Regions from separate parts of the Homo sapiens genome. Here regions 1 and 2 are each linked to region 3. A link is a loop called in an ENCODE intact Hi-C map of the cell type or tissue named here. Cell type or tissue: Caco-2. All regions are shown on one strand. Region 1 has its middle 140 kb from the start of RBMX2. Region 2 has its middle 8.1 kb from the start of GPR119. Region 3 has its middle 8.6 kb from the start of SLC25A14.

Region 1 (5,000 bases), 210 kb after region 3:
ATGGTCTAGGACATTCTGTAGCCTGTGCAATCTTTTGGTTTGCAGGTATACCCATGCTTAAGTGTAGCATTCATAATCTCACCATCCTAGTCCGACAATCTTGAGAAGCTACAGTAACAGCCATTGAGGGCCAACAACGGGCCCTAGATTCATTGGCAGGGGTTGTCTTGCAGGATCAAGGTGCTTTGGATGTGCTTACCACTGAGGCAGGAGGCACTTGCACACTGTTAAATGAAACTTGTTGCTTTACATCAATACCTCAGGTAAAGTAGAAGAAAGTTTGGAAAAGATAAAAGAAAACATCAGGACAACAGAGGGCCTTCAAAAAGGAGTTCCTCAAGATTCCTCTTTTGCACAACTGTTTTAGAGATCCTACGGTTGGGTTGGGCCACGGGTTACCCCACTTCCCCTGCCTATAATAATGCTCATATTAGTTTGTTTATTTACAGCATGTATCGTTAATGTTATATATCTCATTTTGTGTCTTCTAGAATATAAAAATTTCAAACCAAAATGTTACTGCATCAAGGATGTCAGCCACTAAGAGAACTCTACAACACTCCTTTGGACACAGCAGGACAAAATTTTAGGCTGCAAATGCTGTTCAGCCGTGGTCCCACAGCCACCCTGCCCAATTTAATTCCCAACTCAGGGACTCAGGTCCTCATAACCTCCTGACAGACTAACAATCCTAGGTAGGGCCAACTCTATGCCCCTGGTCAGCAATAAGCAGTTGGAAGATGAGACCTTCACCCACACACCAAAGATTTGTCATTGTTGCTCTGTCACAGGGGGAATGTGGAATCCTGTTTAGGGAAAAAAAGTCAGGATGGCAGCACCAAGAGGAAGCAAAAAGAAAAAGCAGATAAGCTATATGTCTGCCTTTCTTCATACTCCAAGAGACACGGCCCTCCTGAGCAAATAACTCACAATCTTCCTGTGTCCAGCTATCACCAGACCCTCAGCTAATAGAAAAGTGCAGATTGGCTCACTGCAACCTTGGGGTTTTCAGTACTGCACAAAGCCCTCTTCAGCACACAGCACAAGCACCATGCTATAAAATCCCCAGCAAGCCTTCATCTCCTGGTAGTCAGCTCCTCTCTTGCTAACTTGCCCATTCATTGCACTCTTGCTATGTGTCTTCATCCTTTAATAAATCTGCTTTTCTTTACCTACAACCGTCTAGGTAAATTCTTCTTACCTGCGTACCACTGGCCCCAAATAGTCACTGCTCACCATGGCAAGTAGGGCCATGCTTCTTCTGAAACCTATGAGGGAGTCCTTCCTTGCCCGTTTCTAGCTTCTGGGGGTTTGTCAGCAATCCTTGGTATTCTTTGGCTTTCAACTGCGTAACTTCAATCTCTGCCTTAGTCATTGTGTGGAATTATTTTTACATGGCCCTGTGTGTCTCTGTTTTCATGTGGCCATCTTCTTATAAGGACACCATTTGAAACTGTGATATCTTCTGAGGTACTTGGGGTTAGGATTTCAACATATGTTTTTAGAAGACCCAGAACAAAGCCTAAACAAAGTGAGGAGGGTCTCCTTGTACGTGGGCAGCCCAGGATGAGAAATCAGAGCTGCAGCGGGGTTGGGAGAGGGCATCCACACATGTGGGTGGCGTGGTGCAGGTGTGTTATATCCTGGGCAATGTGAGCAAGGCATCTATGTAGGGGAAAGCCTGGGTAGGGGGGTCTGAGCCCAAGCAGGATGAGGAGAGCATCTGTGAAAAGTGCTCTGGGTTTTTGAGCCTGAACAGGGTGAGCAAGGTTGTGGTCTACATGGGGATGGGAAGTGGGGAGCCCCTATGGCTTATCAGAGCCTTAGTGGGGGTGAGGAAGGCATCCACGCAGGAAGGACAACCTAGCTTGGGGTGCTGGAGTCCACCTAATGGGAGGAGGGTGACTATGTGTGCGGATAGCCTGGTATGGGTTATTAGAGCTATCATAGGACGTTGTTGAAACAACTGGTAGAACTTAAGTGAAATCTGAAAACTCTGATGGATGAATTGTGGTTATGTAGGAAAATGTCCTAGCGCCCGTTAAATACTAAAGTATTTGAGGACTATGGGACATCAAATTGGCAACTAGAAAAAAAACTCTTTGAATTGTACCTGTAACTTTTCTGTAAGTTTTAAAATACAAAATTATTAAAAACTCTGAAGCAAATATGGCAAAATGGTATAATTCCAGAGGCCTGGGTTGTATGTCCACAGGTGCTTATTATGCTATCACTTCCAGTTTTCTATCTGATTGCAACATTACAAAATAAAAATACTTCAAAATTAAAGGTTACGCATGTTTATTATTAAAAAAAAAAGGTAAATCACTCATGAGTTTATTGCCCAAAGACACTATTAACGCTGGATATATTTTCTTTATGTCGAAAAAAGATAATTCTCAAGGTAAACAGATTTTGATGGTATAAGATTTTGAAGGGGGGATAATTTTCTTAAAGCTAAAATTAGATAGATCATTTTCCTTTTTTCACTTTTAGAGGAAATGTTAAAAATGCTCACGTTAGTCTTCTCGCCGCAGGCGCCTGTTCACGTGTAAGGCATTGCTGAAATCACTAGAGGGCGCGCTCCTGTCAAAGCCCATACAAAGTTCTGAGAATGCTGTAACATGTTTTGAAACCTTAAAATAAATTCAGCTGGGTGCGGCGGCTCACGCCTGTACTCAATCCCAGCATTTTGGGAGGCTGAGGCAGGAGGATCGCTTGAGCCCAGGAGTTCGAGATCAGCCAAGGCAACATAGCGAGACCCTGTCTCTATAAAAAATAAAAGAAATGAGCCAGGCTTGGTGGTACATGCCTGTGGTCCCAGCTGAGAGGCTGCAGTGAACTGTTATCATGCCACTGCACTCCAGTCTAGGTGACAGAGCGAGACCTTGTCTCAAAAAAAACTTCAAAAAAGCTTTCATCCATCTTTTAAAATATCAGCATTTTATCCAGGTCTTTTTTTTTTTAAATCTATCTTACATCGGCTTACTTTTAAAATCAGAAGATGTGGACTCTATTGTCTACATCATGACTGTTAAAATATTGGATTTTTCATTTATACCTAATTTTAAATTTTTGCCCTATGTAGTAGCATGAATCCTCTTGATGTTCCGTAGGTTCTTCCTACAATTTTCTCACACTTCTGCGAGGCAGAATTGTCACAATTACCCTGCCAGTGGTCCTGTCCTAGATATATCACCCTTTCTTTGGAGTTGTGAGACCTGTTTTTATTTTTATAAATTAGAAATAATCTGCTTCTTTCTAAGTTTGATGGTTTTCTTTTCTTCTTCTTCTTCTTTTTTTGACAGAGTCTCCCTCAGTCACCCAGGCTAGAGTGTAGTGGCATGGTCTCGGCTCACTGCCTCCTCCTCCCGAGTTCAAGCGATTCTCCCGCCTCAGCCTCCTGAGTAGCTGGCATTACAGGCACCCACCACCACGCCCAGCTAATTTTTGTATTTTTAGTAGACACAGGGTTTCACCATGTTGGCCAGGCTGGTCTTGAACTCCTGACCTCAGTGATCCGCCCACCTCGACCTTCCAAATTGCTGGGATTGTAGGCATAAGCCACTGTGCCCAGCCAAGTTTGATGGTTTTCTAAAAAAAAAAAAAAAAAGGTAATGGATAGTTTCCTTGCTTGAAAGCAAAATCAGTCCTCATATTGGGGTGTAGCGGGGGGAGTGTCAGGAGCTGGGTTTGTGTGAGAAGGTGTTTGGTGGTGGTAGTACTTGTTGGGGAACTTTGGCCATGAAGCAAGCCCATTGCCAGACCCAAGATTGTGCCACTGCCCTGTTGTTATGATGACTACATCGTTGGGATACAGAGAGTGTCAGAGGTGAAAGACACCTGAAAGAAAAATGTCATGTTCTATCTGTGTTTGGTGAAATCCTAGGGTTCCACAAATGTTTCATCTGAATTTCCCTAAGAAGTTCTTGAGCCCAAACTTGTACTACAGGAAAATGTGTCCATTCAAATGCCAGGCTAGTTTATTTTTTTAGTAGGCCTCAAAATACTTTTGGTGTTTTGGTACTCAGTTTTAAACTTCTTTTAAATTTTATCGATTAATAATAATAATAGCTGATACCTATTGAGTGCTAACTATGTGGCAAGCACCTTGCATGCTCCATCTGATTTAATAGTGTGGTTCACAACGTTATTTTCCCATTTTATAGATGAGGGAACTGAGGCCCAGAAATCGTAAGTGATTTGATCACTTAATTTAGACCTATTGGACTCCAAGTCTTGTTTGCTTAGCCATTAAACACTTTGGCCTTCTCATATAGATAGTTCACAACACTGTGCTTCCCCCAACCCCTCAATTCGGACCTGTGGGCTTCTTTGTATGTGAAGTTGCATAATCAAGTAAGCTGGTCACCCTCAAAGCTAGGCAAGCCTCAGAGACTTTGCACTTGTCACAACAGAGAACACAGTGCAAAGACCTGATGGAAGCATGTCTGGAGGAGCAGAAAAGTAGGCCAATGTCACTGAAGTAGAGTGAGTGAGGGGGAGAGTAATAGAAGAATGGACTGGATTAGGAACAGAGGACCAGCTTTTATAGGGACTTACAGGTCTTTGTAAGGCTTTTACTCGGAATGAAATGTGGAGCCATTGCAGGGTTTTGAACAGATGAGAGACATGAGCTGACTTAGAGGTTTAACAGGATCATTCCAGCTGCTGTGTTGAAACTAGACAGTGGGTGGTCAAGGGTAGAAACAAGGAAACAAGTTGGGAGGTATATTATTTTCCCTTAGGAAACCCTAACAAAGTACCACAAACTAGGTGGCTTAAAATAACAGAAGCTGATTGTCTCAAAAATCTGGAAGCTAGAAATCTGAAACCAAGGTGTCATTGGGGCCATGGTTTCTCTGCGACTGCGTGGAATCCCTCTTTGCCTCTTCCTAGCTTCTGTCAGTGGCCATTGATCCTTGCCATTCCTTGGCTTTCGGCTGCAGCACTCCAATCTCTGCTTCTGTCATTGTATGGCTTTTTCCATGTGTGTCTCT
Region 2 (5,000 bases), 62 kb after region 3:
GCACACCCATGCAAATATATATAGTCACATATCTCTTAATGATAGAGATACGTTCTAAGAAATGCATCATTAGGCAATTTCGTCATTGTGTGAACATCACAGTGTACTTACACAAACCTAGATGGTATAGCCTACTGTACATCTGGGGTATATGGTATGGCCTATTGCTCCTAGGCTACAAACCTATAGCTTGTTACTGTACTGGATACTGTAATTATTACACAATGGTAACAATTGTGTATCTAAATATTTGTGTATCTAAATATATCTAAACACAGAAAGTATTTGTGTATCTAAATATATCTAAACACAGAAAAGGTACAGTAAGAATACAGTATTATAATCTTATGGGACCACCATCATATACGTGGTCCATTGTTGACTGAAACATCATTATGTGCCACAGAACTGTATATATTTATATATACACATACATATATACACTATTTTATGTATGTAATATATGTTATATACAAAATACACAGATACATATGTACACTATATAGTATACACATTATATATATTAAAATAACACATACATACATACATGAAAGAGAAAGAGAGAGAGAGAGAGAGACAGAGACAGAGACAGAGAGGATGTGTGTTTCCTTTTATTTATATTGCTGTTACTAGCCTGAGCTACAACTGTAAAGAGAGGGGTATATGTGGATTGAAAGAAATGTAGGACATGACAGGGTGGGAGAATCAGTATTTGAGGCTCTTCTTGGAGTGGGAGGCGCTTTGAGGAAATAGCCCTATCCTTCTGGGGCATCTGAGTCTTCTTGCAGCAATGGATGACACCAGCTAACATTTATGGGGCCTTTAAGTGCCAGGTACTGTGCTAAATATACAACATGGAGTTTCATTTAACCTTCACGACAATTCTGTAAGGTAGGTACTATTCATGCCTTGATTTTACAGGTTAGGAAATCAAGGCACACAGAGAGGGTGACTTATTTCCAAAGGGCTACACCACTTATAAGTGGAAGATGTTGGAAATCGACATACAGGCCAGCAGCTTGTGTGAGACCTGTGGACAGCCACCAAGAGTTCATCCCATCTCATGTCAACCACAGAGATTACATCTTGTCCCCTTTTGTTACCAGTTTGTGTCTCTGTGCCTTTGCACATCCTATCACACTGGCCTTCAAGCTGACACTTTTATACTCTGGGTTTTTTTAAGGTCGTTAGGCTGAGAAGTAGTAGAAGCCTTTCTTTTTAAATAAAGTCCAATGATCATGGAAAATGAGGCTCATTTTACCCTGAGCCCAAGGAAATGTATAAATCTGGACTCATGTGTACCTCTCCATTTATCTTATCACTCCTGCTTTCCATTCCTGCTATTGCCTCTTTCATTCAGTACTTTATTATCTTTCATCTGCACTATTACTGTAGCCTTCTAACTACTCATCCTGTCACCCCACACAAACATTGCCTACACAGCAGGTTTATGGAGTGCCTATTCTATGTTAGTTACTATGATAGGAAAGAGCTTTTCATACATTCAATAACATGTTGTGAGCTATGGGTTATTATCTCATCTCCATTTCATAAGTAAAGAAGCTGAGGCTTGGAGAGATAAAGGGACCTGCCCAAGGTTACCCAACTAGAAAGGGGTGGCAGAGCTGGGATTTGGAATCCAGTTCTCCTTACGCCTGGTCCAATGGTCTTTTTGGTATTCCATGTTGCAGAAGCCTGGGTGTGGTAGGCTGAATAATGCCCCCTGCATAGATGTCCATATCCTAATCCCTGGAGCCTATGAATATATGACCTTACTTGGCAAAAGCTAGTTTGCAGATGTGATTAAGTTGAGGATCTTGAGATGGAGAGATTATCCTGGATTTTTCCTGTGAACCCAGTGATATCATCCCTGTGAGCCCAGTGTTATAAGGGCCCTTAAAACAGGGAGTCAGGAGATCAGAGTGGGCAGTTTTGGAGATGTGATGACAGATGCCAGTGGTTGGAGTGATGCAAGGAAGGGATCACATGCCAAGGATTCAAGAGGCCTCTGGAAGTCAGAAAAGGCAAGGCAAGGAATCCTGTCCTAGAGCCTCCAGAAGGAATCAGCCCTGCCAACACTCTGACTTTAGCCCAGTGAAACTGATTTCAGACTTCTGACCTCGAGAACTGGAAGATAATAGATTTGTGTTGTTTTAAGCCACAAAGTTTGGGGTAATTTGTTACAGCGGCAATAGGAAATTAATACATTGGTTTCAAGGGTTAGTATGTGGAGACAATTCAAAAACTAGGTCCTGGTTATATCGCTGCTTGGCGGTGGTTACTGCCCAAGAGGCATTTGGTTGCAATACTACAAGTGTTCCTACATAGCCAGGAAACAGCAGCATTGTTGGCCTGAGATGCCAAAATGCCAGTGGCCAGGAAGCCCAGCAGAGGGCACACTCTGCAGGGAGAAAGTAATCCTTGGAAAGGCTCTGCTCCTGTTTAGCTGGATAAATAGGACACTTTTTGCACTTCTGGGTTGCTCTGAATTTGTTGCATCTTAGCTGGGATTCATGCAAGCCAGAGTAGCTCTTCAGGGACCTAGCATGGTCCCTGAAGACATTTTCATTTGTCACTCAGGACTCAGAACCTTCTTGCTCCATTAAAAAAAGGATTTATATAGTTACAACTAGTAGGCTGAAATCCTTCCGTCCCCTGCAGAATAGAGTTGAGTAAAAACACACATACCTTTTTGGCCGATGTCCATGGCTTGTGGAATGGGGTGGGGTGAGGGGAGAAAATATATATTCAATTAATGTTTCTAGCTTTTTTCATTGCAAATCTTTCTTGAAGTGTATTCTTCAAGAAAGACACCAGTCAGGGGGTCATGCTAGGCTGAGTTTTATATAGCAGCCCTCCAACTCTCAGAAAGCGATTTCCACCTTTTTCCTAAGGAAGAACTGGTTTCGTTCACTAGGGGGTAAGATTTGTGGGTTGCAGAAGGGGTCAGGGGGTTTGTAACAATGGCTGGGAGTATTTGGAATGTGAAAAGAATATAATATTATTATAAATATTAGTAATATTCACCTCTTATCACAATCCTTGCAAGATCTCTAAGAGGTGATATTATCACCATTTCATAACTTGGGAAGGCTACCACAAAAAAGTTAATTGAAGCTAATTAAATTGCCCAAGTTTCTATACCTAGCAAGTGGTAGAACTGGGATTTGAACTCAGGTCTGCCAAGCTCTATGTGTCCCACCTGTTCTCTCCAGAATGTAAGTTGCTGACCAGAGATGGAATGCAAGCTGTGTGGCATCATCCTATAGCCTTGAAAACCTGCATCCACCCTCAAGAAGGATGCCACCTCCTGCCATTCCAGGGTAGAATGCTGCCAGCCTTCATGCAACATCATTGTGATTTGAGCCAAGACAGACCCATCCTGTGCTTCTTCTCTAGAAGCTTAGCATTGTCTGTCAGCTTGTCCCCGAGCACTCATGTGCTCTGGTCTTTACATTGTCATGTCTCAGTGATCTGGCTTCTTTGAGCTGTGGCCCACTCATTCCTTTCCCTAATTTGTAGACCATCTCCTATACCCTGGATCAGTGTTTCATCTAGCACTCCCGGTAACTGGCTTCTTCACCTCAGGCAACAGAGCACCCCAGGAAAACTCTGGCTCAGAACAGTGAAAATGAATAAGAGGAGGGTAAAAGCTGCCCGTGCAAGGAATCTTTTGGAGAACAGGGAGTGGGCACTAGTCATTGGCTTGGGAGGACTGACCTACCTAGGTGAAATTGTGATGACCATTTGGGAACTCTTGCTCTAGGTAGGTACCTGTTATCCCTGAAAAATACTTTTACATTCAGCTCCAGTTAGATCTGCCCAGTGCTACTTCTCCTCCCACCGGGTCTGATTGTCCCATTTGGTTCAGTCCAGCCAGCATGCCCTTTAGGCCCGCATGCCAATGGGAACTTCACATTATGAATTTAGAGTAAATGTGATTTGTGATTACAGGTGGGTTCTACCAGAACTAGAGTCATATGCTCCTCCAGCACTTTTTTTCTCTACTTTCTCCCTTTCTTCCCTGGAACTAGATTCTGCTTTTTAATCAGCTCATCAAGAATCTTGGCAGCTTCTGAAAGTTGTGCTGCTTGAGGTATGGAAAATCGCTGCATTGGCTTAGGCAGTGGAGGAAAGGTGAACAATAACAGGCAGGTGGTAAAAGACATCTGTTGTGCGTCTTTTAGAAGTCATACTCACCCCTGGAGGCAACTTGGCCTCCTCCTCCTCAAGAGTTTGGGATTCTTTTTCCAATCCCTCAAGAGTCTACGTAAGCATCAGATTGCTGGGAGCAAGCAGCTGTGCTGAGCCACGGGGGAGCTCAGGGCAGCGCAACTGTGCTTTCAATTTATCTATCTCTGACTCACATAACTCACGAGAATTCTACTACAACACCTGCTTGCTAAGCTTTGCAAACTGCTCTCAGTTATCTGACGGTAATTCATAGGTAATCATTAGATGCTCTAAATCAACTGTCCTTAGCTATTGTTTTTGAACTATGGAACTATTTTAGAATCTTATGGGAGCTATGGATTTTCTAAAAAATGCACATGTTCACATGTAAACACATCGTACACACAAATTCAGGGTCCTCACAGACTCCCTAAAGATCATGCATGTATCTTAAGTCAATATCCCTGAAGAGTTGATAAGATCTTCTGTTAATACAATGCATCATTTCTTATTTTCTTATTCCTAGGCAACCTACAATTAAGGAACAGACTTTATAAACACATACACTTAATCTGCTTTCTTAACACAAGGAAAGTATGGCCCACATCCATTCTTTTAGACTTGTGTTTTGCTTCCATCCGACACTTAAGTCTTCAGCATGGGAGAAGGTAAGTACACGATGGCATGCTGTTTAGATTTATGGGTCCTCTCAAATCAGTTTTCCTGATGGTGATGTTGTTTTGGATCAATTGAAATAAGTGGGTGAAAACATTGAAAAATTAAAGGTGCTTCTACCAAGAGAACTTTTCTGCAGTGTTTGATAATAA
Region 3 (5,000 bases):
CACCTGACAATATATCGTTAACCTGAATATTTAATTATTTTTTACCTGCTCCTCCTCCAACTCCCAATGAGACTGTCTGCACCATGGGGGCAGGGACTGTTTCTGGTTCGCTGGGAGGTCCTGAAGCCTAGCACCATGCCTGGCACAAAGCTGGGGCTCAGTAAGAGCCTAATGAATGAATGAATTAGATATAGATAGACAGTAGGTGGAGGGGAAGAAGGAGGGTATTTGGAACACAGTAAGATATTTTATTTTCAGCTCTAGGCTATAGAGGAAATGCTCAACTAAATTCTTAACTTTTCTCTCAGGACTTAAGTTTCAAATGTTATATTTAATACCATAAAATTTATTTTATAAAGATGATTTGGTTTCCTCTTAGAGGCTAACCTTGTCTAATAAGTTTTTTCTTTCTTTCTTTTTCCCTGATGACAAGTCACACATTTATAGAAGAAAATTTAAATGATGCAGAAAGGAATAAAGTAGAAAGTGAAAAGTCTACTAGACTGGAGGTTAGGGATAGCTGTGTCAGCAGGGCTTATCAAAATGTCCCTGTGGATAAAATGGCCACATCAAACGGTCCTGCTCTGCTGTTTATGTTCTTTGCCTATTTTTAAAGGAAAATATCTTTGAGTGTTTGTACACTTAGAATCCAAAGTCCTTAGCATGATACACAGAGCCCCATCTGATCTCCCCACCCCTGGTACCTCCCTGATCTCATCTCTCACTGCCCTCCCCTCCCCTTTAATGTACTGTGAGCTTTACAAGTTTCTTTTTAAAAAAAACTTACAAGTTTCTTTTAACTTGTAAAGCTCACTGTATATTAAAGACAATAGCCTTTTGTCCATCAAATATGTAATCTTTTTTTTTTTTTTTTTTTTTTGAGACAGAGTCTTGCTCTGTCGCCCAGGCTGGAGTGCAGTGGTGTGATCTCAGCTCACTGGAACCTCCGCCTCCCGGGTTCAAGTGATTCTCCTTCCCTTCCTCCCGAGTAGCTGGGATTACAGGTGTGTGCCACCATGCACAGCTAATTTTTGTATTTTTAGTAGAGACGGGGTTTTGCCATGTTGGCCAGACTGGTCTCGAACTCCTGACCTCAGTTGATCTGCCTGCCTCAGCCTCCCAAAGTGCTAGGATTACAGGCGTGAGCCACCGTGCCCTGCCTTTTTTTTTTTCCTCCAATTTATTGCTTTTCGTCTAACTTGGTGGTGTTTTCTGCTGTTCAGAAGTGATTTTTCATTGAGTGGTCAGTTTTATTAATCCTTTGCTTTTACTGTCTCTACCTTTTGTAGTGTGCTTAGAAAGGTCTTGCTCACCCCAGGGTTATAATAATACTGTTCACCTACATCTTCTTCTGGTACTTGTCATGGTTTGATTTTATTCTGTCATGTTTAAATTTTAAGGCACGCCCCTTTTTGGTGATAATAGACAGGTATTGAGTGCTTATGATGTGTCAGGCTCTGTTCCAGGTGCCTTATGTGAATCAGCTCATTTGAATGCTCAGTAAGTCCAGAGATAGGTCTGGTAGATCCTTGTTTTCACAGGTGAGGAAACTTGAAGACAGGGTGATTGGATACTTATGCAAGACCACACAGCTGGCGAAACCTGTTCTGTCAAATGCTAAAGGCTACATAGGGTTGTTGTAAGGATTAGAGTTGTTGTACGTAAAGTCTCTGGAATATAGTAGGCAGTCTATAGATGGTAGGTTTTATTAATTATTATTACATAGCTCCCATAAGCATAATTTCTGACGGCTGCATATTATTTGGAAAATTGTGTATTTCAAAGTAAGTACATTTCTAAAATATTATTCCTTTAAAAGCATGTTTAGAATTCCATGGGAACAAACAAAACTTTTATTTGAAGAAACAATTGTCATAAAAAGAAATCCCAGAAAGATTGCATTAACGTGTGTTTCACTGGGCAATGGGATTTTGTGTGTGTGTGTGTGTGTGTGTTGTGTGTGTTTAAATCTTTGTTGGCAGAGCAGAGCGGCTGGCCGCTAGAGGTCTCTGATGCCCGAGGAGCTGTCAGTGGCGTGCTGGAGAGAGCAAGGGATCACTAACACCTGAGACGGACTACAGACCAGCACGTGCCAGAGGTGGAAGTCCAAGTTAAACGCAAAAGGACCACCTCCTGAGAACCAAGAATGTCAGTTATACCCGAGGCTTCTCAGCAGCAGCAAGCACCTGTGGTGAATTTCCAGGCTGAACTGAGACAAGCATTCTTAACTGAGACATCAAGAAGTGGTTAAAGCCGTATTGGAACAGCAAGGAATCTGATTCCAAGGAAAAACCAGTCAATGTAATAAAGATGTAATCTGTAATTTTTCAATGTGATGTAGATTCATTTAGTCTGTCTTTTTATGTTTGCTGCTTTCATTTTTTAGGAAAAGGCTATTACAAGGTTGATTTTGATTTATTACTTTTTTTTTTTCCTTTGGGATTTTTCTTTTTTTCGACTTTAAGATTAGAATGCTCTCATTTCTGAGGGTTTACTATTTACTTTTTATAAAATAAGAGCAGAGAGGAAGGCGGTTTATTGATAAATTCTCTTCTAGCTTTTCTTTATGTCTTTTTGCAATATTACCCCTCAACTTGAATTAATTAGGCCAATTTATGCCACCATTTTGAGTTTAAATCCAAGGAGACAAACAGGAAATTTCTGAGAAATTCTCCTTTGTTGAATCATTTATACCCAACATTTTCAGTTTTTTTTGTTTGTTTGTTTGTTTTTTGTTTTTTTTGTTTTGAGACAGGGTCTCACTCAGTCACCCAGGCTGGAGTACAGTGGCTTGATCTCGACTCACCTCAGCCTCCGCCTCCTGGGTTCAAGTGATTCTCCTGCCTCAGCCTCCCAAGTAGCTGGGATTACAGGTGCATGCCACCATGCCTAGCTAATTTTTGTACTTTTAGTAGATATGGAGTTTTGTCATGTTGCCGAGGCTGGTATTGAACTCCTGACCTCAGGTGATCTGCCTGCCTTGGCCTCCCAAAGTGCTGGGATTACAGGCGTGATCCACTGCACCTGGCCAGTATCCAACATTTTCTAGTAATTGCATGGGCTTGGTTGCAAGCAGATGGTGGAATCTGATCATTGTCCCAAGCTCTTCCCCAAGAGTAAGACAATTTTTCATTGAATAGGTGGGTACGTTTGATTTTTTTTAACCTAGAAATTCTTTAGCTTATCAGTTCAGTTCACACATTCTTGTAAATTTCTAAGTATAATATTTAAATCATACATTATGGTCTGCAAGTAGGACCATTTAATTTTCTGATATTTAATTATATCCTATTTTATTCTAGTCTCAACTGCTAGTTCTACCTAAACAATACTAGTTTAGGATTTCTTTAGAGCAGCGGTTGGTAACATATCTGGCCTGAAATTTTATTGGAACACAACCATGTTCACTTATTACATGTGATCTGTGGTTGCATTGGTGCTACAGTGGCAACTTTGAGTAGTTGTGACTGATCGAATGACAGGTACAGCCTAGAATATTTAATGTCTTGCCATTTAAAAGAAAAAAATGGCTGAACTTTGTTTTAGAGTAGCAGATTTAAAGAAGAAAACACCAGTGAGGCTACCGATAACGTTATAGAAGGTGATGAATAAAGGATTATAGACGTTTATATGAAGTATACATTACAGGGTAGAGAATCAGATGAATTTTTTGGGTAAGGGATGACTCGAAGAATCATGTTAAAACTTGCTATATAGGTAGATGGGTAGTTTTTAAAGACATTTAAACAATTGGTACCCTTTTTCATTATGAAAATATAAGGCACATGATAGCCAGGAAAAATAGATAAATAAACCATTATGTTATGAATATCAGTTCAATTTTTGTTTGGTACCTAAAAATTTACTAGGATATGCATCAAATTGGATACTTACCCAATTGAGATGCAAGGTGTAAATATTAGTAATATTAGCATGACTTTTAAATGTTTTGTTACATTGTTTTCTAAAAGCATCACTAGAAATATGGATTGCCACTAAAAATTAATAGACCATTAGTTTCTTAGGACCATTCTTTTTATTCTGTTTTTTTTTTGTTAAATAAATATTTCCAATAAAGGAAAAAAGTTGTCTATATTTCAGTTTTCATAAAACAGAATGTTTAAACATTTTTTCTGATCAGAAAAGTAGCCACAAAAACTGCTATATTTTTAAAAGGCTGTGATGAAACAATGCTGCCACTCTGGAAAACAGTTTGGCAGTTCTTTAAACAGTTGAACATAGAATTACCATATGATCCAGCAATTGCTCTCCTAGGTATATACCCCTAAAAATCGAAAGCAAAGACTCAAACAGATTCTTGTACACCAGTGTTCATAACATGTATAGTAGCCAAAATGTGGAAACAACCCAAATATTATCTATAGAAAGAGTAGATAAACAAAACGTGCTCTGTACATATAATGGAATATGACTCAGCCTTAATAAGGAGATTCTGATACAGGGCACAACGTAGATGAACCTTGAAAACATTATGTTAATCGAAATAGGCCAGACACGAACGGACAAATGTTGTATGATTTCACTTAAATGAGGTACCAAGAATAGGCAAATTCATAGAGAAAGTAGAATAGTAGTGACCAAGGGCTGGGAGAGGGGAGAGGGGAAGTGATTAATAGGCTTCTGTTTGGGAAAATGAAACATTTCTGGAAATAGATAATGGTGATGGTTGCACAACATTGGGAATGTACTTAATGCCATAGAATTGTATGCTTAAAAATGGTTAAAATGGTAAATTTTATGTAATGTCCTTTTTTTTTTTTTTTTTGAGACAGGGTCTCACTCTGTTGCCCAGATTGGAGTGCAGTGGCACGATCTCAGATCACTGCAACCTCCGCCTCCCAGGTTCGAGTGATTCTCCTGCCTCAGCCTTCTGAGTAGCTGCAACTACAGACATGCACCACCATTCCTGGCTAATTTTGTAGTTTTAGTAAAGATGGGGTTTCACCATGTTGGTCAGGCTGGTCTTGAACTCCTGACCT

The links. A loop is a pair of places that touch in the nucleus more often than their neighbours do. Peaks named below come from ENCODE experiments on the same cell type or tissue, not always from the same donor. Only the 100,000 strongest peaks of a DNase experiment are listed, where the experiment ranks them.
Region 1: a loop joins it to region 3, with 3 times the contacts of the local background. A loop is called at or near these places in 6 of 110 quality-filtered maps.
Region 2: it touches region 3 in a loop (4-fold over the local background); 14 of 110 quality-filtered maps call a loop at or near these places.

What each region holds. Positions count from the first base shown.
Region 1 is chrX:130,537,321-130,542,320 of GRCh38, forward strand. No RefSeq gene overlaps it. Among named protein-coding and RNA genes, the nearest start is that of RBMX2, 140 kb to the left of the region's middle. In Caco-2, a CTCF peak has its summit at 2,604 (motif pointing right); no DNase peak of the experiment used is centred here.
Region 2 is chrX:130,391,271-130,396,270 of GRCh38, forward strand. No RefSeq gene overlaps it. Among named protein-coding and RNA genes, the nearest start is that of GPR119, 8.1 kb to the left of the region's middle. In Caco-2, a CTCF peak has its summit at 2,390 (motif pointing right); no DNase peak of the experiment used is centred here.
Region 3 is chrX:130,328,819-130,333,818 of GRCh38, forward strand. It overlaps the pseudogene LOC112268303. Among named protein-coding and RNA genes, the nearest start is that of SLC25A14, 8.6 kb to the right of the region's middle. In Caco-2, no CTCF peak of the experiment used is centred here; a DNase peak (open chromatin) is centred at 2,033.